2 separate regions of the Homo sapiens genome follow, and region 1 is linked to region 2. The links are chromatin loops, found by intact Hi-C in ENCODE. Cell type or tissue: K562. All regions are shown on one strand. Each heading gives the region's core, and the rest is flanking DNA. Links, peaks and the distances in the headings are about the cores only. Region 1 overlaps MIR3681HG (MIR3681 host gene). Region 2 overlaps MIR3681HG (MIR3681 host gene).

What was found. A loop is a pair of places that touch in the nucleus more often than their neighbours do. Peaks named below come from ENCODE experiments on the same cell type or tissue, not always from the same donor. Only the 100,000 strongest peaks of a DNase experiment are listed, where the experiment ranks them.
Region 1: it touches region 2 in a loop (4-fold over the local background); 2 of 110 quality-filtered maps call a loop at or near these places.

Annotation. Positions count from the first base shown.
Region 1 is chr2:12,275,887-12,278,805 of GRCh38, reverse strand. The region is part of intron 3 of MIR3681HG (MIR3681 host gene); the gene reads right to left. Among named protein-coding and RNA genes, the nearest start is that of MIR3681, 78 kb to the right of the region's middle. RefSeq lists a cis regulatory region at 1,073-1,083 and an enhancer at 1,006-1,150. In K562, for the core only: no CTCF peak of the experiment used is centred there; DNase peaks (open chromatin) are centred at 363 and 1,135; H3K4me3 peaks cover 1,914 bases.
Region 2 is chr2:12,176,986-12,179,904 of GRCh38, reverse strand. The region is part of intron 3 of MIR3681HG (MIR3681 host gene); the gene reads right to left. Among named protein-coding and RNA genes, the nearest start is that of MIR3681, 21 kb to the left of the region's middle. In K562, for the core only: a CTCF peak has its summit at 1,299; DNase peaks (open chromatin) are centred at 1,394, 2,124 and 2,724.

The DNA of each region.
Region 1 (2,919 bases), core at 164-2,663, 99 kb before region 2:
CCAGCTCAAAATAAATAAATAAATAAAAGAATCAGAGCCTAAGTTCAAATTCTTCTGCTGCTTGATCTTTTTATGGCCTATACCTCACTGGGATAGGTTTTCTTATCAGAAAAGAGGGGAACAATAATACCTACCATAAATAATTGTGAATACTAAATAATTATTTTTGGAAACATTCAGACACAATGCCTATGGTCCAGTAATTCGGTGATTCACTCTCAATAAATGTGAGCTGAACTCAAACGTACTGAAACTGCATACATGTCCCCTGGAATAATTATTCACCTTCTCAGCAGCTTTCATGCATTCACTCCTTGAAGCTGGGTGAGTGAGGTGTGACAAGAGGGACAATTACAATTAGAAAAATCCGTCTGTCTTGGGTGTGATCCTTTGATAACTGTAAAGTGTCCGTTAGCCCCACACCACAATCTTTTGTTGGCAGAAGGATTGCTGATGATCTGAAAGTGCTTAGAATTGCACCTCAATTGCATCCTAATTATTAGGTTCTTATTATGAAATTCTTCAAGATCAAAGCTAGTAATTGAAGATTGTGCTATTGGAACACCTGTGGCATGGGCAAGAGGAACATTTAGCTCTCATTTGCTTTGCGCTTTTTCTTTATCATATAAAGTCTCATCCCAGATAGACATGAACAAGTAATAAAACCTCACTAAGGATGTTTTTTTTTAACCTTAAAATTGGTATGATGATAGAATTACAAAGAATAATGAGAGAAATAGACATGAAGTCCTTAGAGTATGTGGGACATGTTCGATGCTCAGTAAATGGCCATTATTGCCATCATGGTATTGAAGGTAAGTAAATCTAGATACAAATCCTGGACTTTATCATTGCTAAGTCTGTGACACTAGAGCAGTAAAACTTTCTGAACCCACTTTCTCATCTACACAAATGGGATTAATGCTACTCACCCTTTAGGACTGTGTAAAGATTAGAGAATGTGGAGAAAGTTCCTGGGCTTCATGGCCTTAGCAGAGTCCTTTTTTTCCTGTCCTGTAGTCCTGTATCTCACATGCTCTGAGTTTATCACCCTCAGAATGTCCTTGAGAGAGTGACTCAGCAAAGGGAGTTCCTTAAGAAGCCCCCAACCAACACAAACTGAGTTCAGATAAGGACAAACCATTTCCCACAACACCAGCAGAGTCCTGGGTTTCTTTTTCCCCTATCTTAAGAGCCACGTGTGTGTTAAAAGGGGGTCAGTTCATGCTTGTGTGTCTGCCTCTCAGCTATTCTTCAAGCTCCCAAGGTTTGGCTCAGGGTTGTAAAATAATATTAAGTTCTGACAGTGTAAGAAGTGTGCCCGGAAAAAAAATAACCAGAGCAGGAAGGAGAAGAAAAGCATGAGAAGAGTGCAGATGAGTTTTGCAGCTGGTTTTGCATTAGAAGGGGAACATTAGCATTAGACACAGGAAAACGTCGGCTGCGGAGCCCAAGTTTCCTTCACACAAAGGTCACCAGCTCTTCACTGTGAATAAACTCATGTTGCAGGTATGATGTTGCTTATGCAGTTTCTCGTTCCTCCATACTAAAAGGTTTTCAGCTTGGCAGCATTTTCCCCTGCACTAATCCAACTCTCCTTGGAAAATGTCATCCCGCTTGAATTTTCATAGCTCTGTCCTCACTCAGGCACCTGGGATTTCCGGATCAAAGCTGCCAATCCAGTGAAACTAGGCACCAGTATGTGTGGGAGAAGTAGTTCATTACTGTGGTCACCCAAGTGGGTTAATTTCAAACAAACGTCAAGAGGTTTCTTTTCTGCCCATTTTCCTCGGTTTACTTTTTTTCTACATAGGCAAGGAAGTCTATCTCTGGCAGTCTTTATTGGTGAGTAAGTTGGACAGTTCACATCAGTCCCTCATTCAGAAAAGGACTCAAGGTGTAGCTGCCCTTTTGCAAGGAATGGAAGAGATATGGTGGGATACCGATGGGAACTGTCAGGTCACTATGTGCATCATCCCTGTAGAAAGGACTGTCAGATAAACTGTGGAAGGAAATTACCACTTCCCGAGCTTCCATTCTATGCCAAGCTCTTCATAGGCATAAGAAGCTAAACAAATTGCCTAATGATAAAGAGCAAAGAAGTAAAAAACTGCTCAAGACAAGCTGATCTCAAATCTCATTTTTTTGTCCTTGTACCATATAGCCGGGACCGTATGGGACCAATTTTAGAGACAGTGTCTCGGTGGCAAGACCTCAATTTAAAATGCGGTGTAACCAGGCATAGTTTTTCCAACCTTTATGTCTTTTGTGGGCTTAGAGATGATGAGTAGGCTCCACAAAACTTGCCTTAAGCATTAACACACATAATACAGCAAATACTGTGTTTGGAAAACAGTGCTCAATTTTATGAAATTTGTTATTTATTCTGAGGCTCACACACAAGTTCTTTAACTAATGCCCTGTGATCTCATGTAAGTTTGTTATACCTGAAACTGGTTAATTTCTAAAGAACAGAAATTTATTTCTCACAGTTCTGGAGGCTGGAAGTCCAAGATCAAGGTGACAGCAGATTCTGTGTCTGGTGAGGGCTGTTCTCTGCACTGAGGATGACACCTCTTGCTGTGTCTTTACATGGCAGAAGGGATGGAAGGGCAGAAGGGACCTAGATAGTTCCCTGGAGCCCTTTTATAAAGGCATTAATCCCACTCATGAGGGTAGAGCCCACATGACTTGAAATCAACTCTGAAATGCTCCACCTCTTAATACTATTACATCGGGTCTTGATTTCCAACTATAAATTTTGGGAGGACACATACATTCACATCATAGCAAACTCTAAATAATTAATCCACAGAAGAGGGGTCACATGAGGGGTAAAAAAAATAAGGGTCTTGGATATGAGAAAAGAAAGTATCATTATTCACATGCAAGGAAAACAGCCGGAACTCATTCCAAGAA
Region 2 (2,919 bases), core at 312-2,811:
TTGGTCTGTGAGTGCACTAATCTTTCAGTTGAAAGAGTGTGACACACTCCTTTCCTCCTACATGTTAAAGGGTAAAAAAGCAAAGCCTCTGAGGTTAGGACTGGACATGCCACAGAACCAAATCCAGGGTATGAGATAACCAAATCAAGGGAGAGGCCCGTTCACTAGGGCCAGGTGGGATTCAAGGTCAAAGCCATGCCACACCTAGAAGAGCTCTATATTGAATCCCATCATTACTTTTTAAACCACACAGACACACACACATTTGCACACACATACAGTCACATTCCTCAAACTATCAGAACTGGGGCATGGCTAAGTTCAGAAATTGGGGTCTGGCAGAAGGTGGAGGCAGAAAGCCAAATCGCTTCTGAGAAAAACACACCCTAATTCCCCCTTTAGCTCATAAAATTAGAGGAGAATTTCTCTATGGAGGGCATTCAACTTCTCTCTTGAAAATATACGTAGGGAAATGTGCACCAGGCAGAGGTAGAAGTCATTGAAGTCATTTCACAACTCTTAATTTACATGGACAATTAAATGTTTGTAGGTGTAGTACCTTCTATTCTTTTTTTTTTTTTTTTTTTTTTGGATGATGATGATCATCTTATAATTACAGCTCTTGGTGCAAGATTTGGAGAGGAAAACTGCATAGCATTAAAAAGAAGAAGAAAAAAAAAAACACTTGTGAATCCAAGCTATGCCATTCCCTCATTTTTTAGAACTGTCTTCTAGCCAAATTGAAGTGTGGGACCGCCTTCATCCTGCAGCTTCAGCAACAAGGCATATATTCCCTGGGTACATGCTGGAAAGAGAGGTCAGAGGGCAGGACCTACTACATGTCCTGAACAGTTGGGTGAAGGGTCAAGATCTGTTATGTGTAGCAGGTGATCACCCTGGAATGTAATGCATTCTGCAATGATAATTGAAGTCTGAGATTGTTTTAGAGATTATTTTAGCAGAGACAGTTAGTATTGTAGTTATGAGCTTGGTCTCTGGAGGCAGCCTGTCTGAGTTGGATGCTGAGCCCTTCTGCTTACTGATCATGTGGACTTGAGCCAGTTGTTACGGCTCTGAGATTCTGTTCCTCTACATGTAAAACAAGGATAATAAGAGGACCTGCTTCGCAGGATTACTGTGAACGTTGAATGAGTTAATGTGTGTCAGGTCTGAACACAGCACATAGTAGGTGCCTTCATGTTAATTGCTGTTATCTTACAAGTCCAGCTTCCACTGCTAGACTGAATTGGATTGAAAGCCAGTCCCTGTTGACTGACCGCCCCTGGAGGACAGCAGCTCCTCCACACAGGGAGGGAGTTCGGGTCCATCTCTTTGACTCTACCCCATAACTCTGGGGTGGGCCTGATGGGAAGGAATTATCTACCAAGCCCCAGGCATGATGCCAAGCTGTTGAATACTTCATCTCTCAGGTAGACAGTTATCTCCATTTCCCAGATGAGGAAACTGGTGCTCAGTAAATTTCAGTGACTTGCCTAAGTCTGTACAACTAGTAAGAGATAAAGCCACCCTTGGAAACCACAACTACACAGTTTCAAATTCCATACTCTTTCCACCAAATGCACAGTCTCCAGAATTTCACACAACCCCTCGAGTCCTCACCTAGAAAGTTTGAGGGCAGAGATAGGATCATCACCTCTTTCAAGAGAAGGAGGGTAGAGCAAGTGAGGATATTAACTGCACTTCAATAAACCACTCATAACATAAAAATAACACAGGAAAATCTCATGATCTGTTATCACCATCACGTCATTCAACCTAAGACATGTCAATGGCAACAATGTAGACAGGACAGAATATCCTGGAAGATATGGTGCAGATGTTCAAATCAAATAGGTCCAGCTCTTTCAACAGTTCATTTTTCTCATGGGCAGCCCACCCTGCTGCCTCCCATTTGGGCCTCCCCTGGGCTGGCTCCACAGTGGAAGCCCATGACCAGCAAACAGTGACCCAGTTGAGGCAACCACTTCATCTGCCACATGGTTCCAGACTTCACAGAACCAGAGAGAAAAACACTCTTCCTGTCAGCAGCTGAAAAATTTTGCTTTGGGCCCCAGGGTAAGTGTGACTGGGGCCTGTGTGGTCTAGCAGAAAGTTTGCTTGGCTGCCTGAGGAAAGAGAGACACTCAGGCTCATCTTAGTGACAGGGAGAAACGTGCAATTTCCCCCATGTGTCCACAGCTGCTCTCCTGCCAGCTGGACAACACAGACTGGCCTCATTCACTGAAAATGCTTCCAAACAAGTAACCTATAGCCTGCACGGGACTGCAGCCCGGGAGCCAGGAATCTGGCTGAGAATGAATGAGATACCTCTCAGCAGAGTTCCAAGTTGGAAAGAATCATTAAAAATGTGGCCATAATTTCTCTACAGAAAAAAAAAAAAGAGGACACATTCAGGGTCATTCTGAAATAGTCTTTGCAGAGACATCTGTTCCCGTTACAGCTTTGCTAAACCAAATATGTACGTGATGCTTCTGGTTTTCCTGTCAAGCTGATCAAAGGGTGTTTGTGTGTAGAATAATACATTTTAGGAACGAATGCCAGGCATGTCTGCAAATATTACATTAGAGGAGGGACAAGTTGGGGTGGTGTGGGGAGGGAGGGCACACGGCTGAGCTAATGGCCTTCCTGTAGCTGTTGCAGGCTGGAGAAGCCGAGGTGACTGTGGGGACTTCAATGAAACTGATAGCATCTCTGAGTCCAGGCCGGGAGATGACTCACCAGTGGAGACTCATTAGCACAGGGTCACCCAGGGACTGAGAGGTTCCTTTCAGAAAAAAGAAGCACAGACATCCAGCATCCTTCCTGCATTTCAATAACTCTGTTTAAACCAGGAGGAACTGGTTCCACGAGACCATGAACCTACATTCTCAAAAGAAAGACGCATTACATCTAATTAGG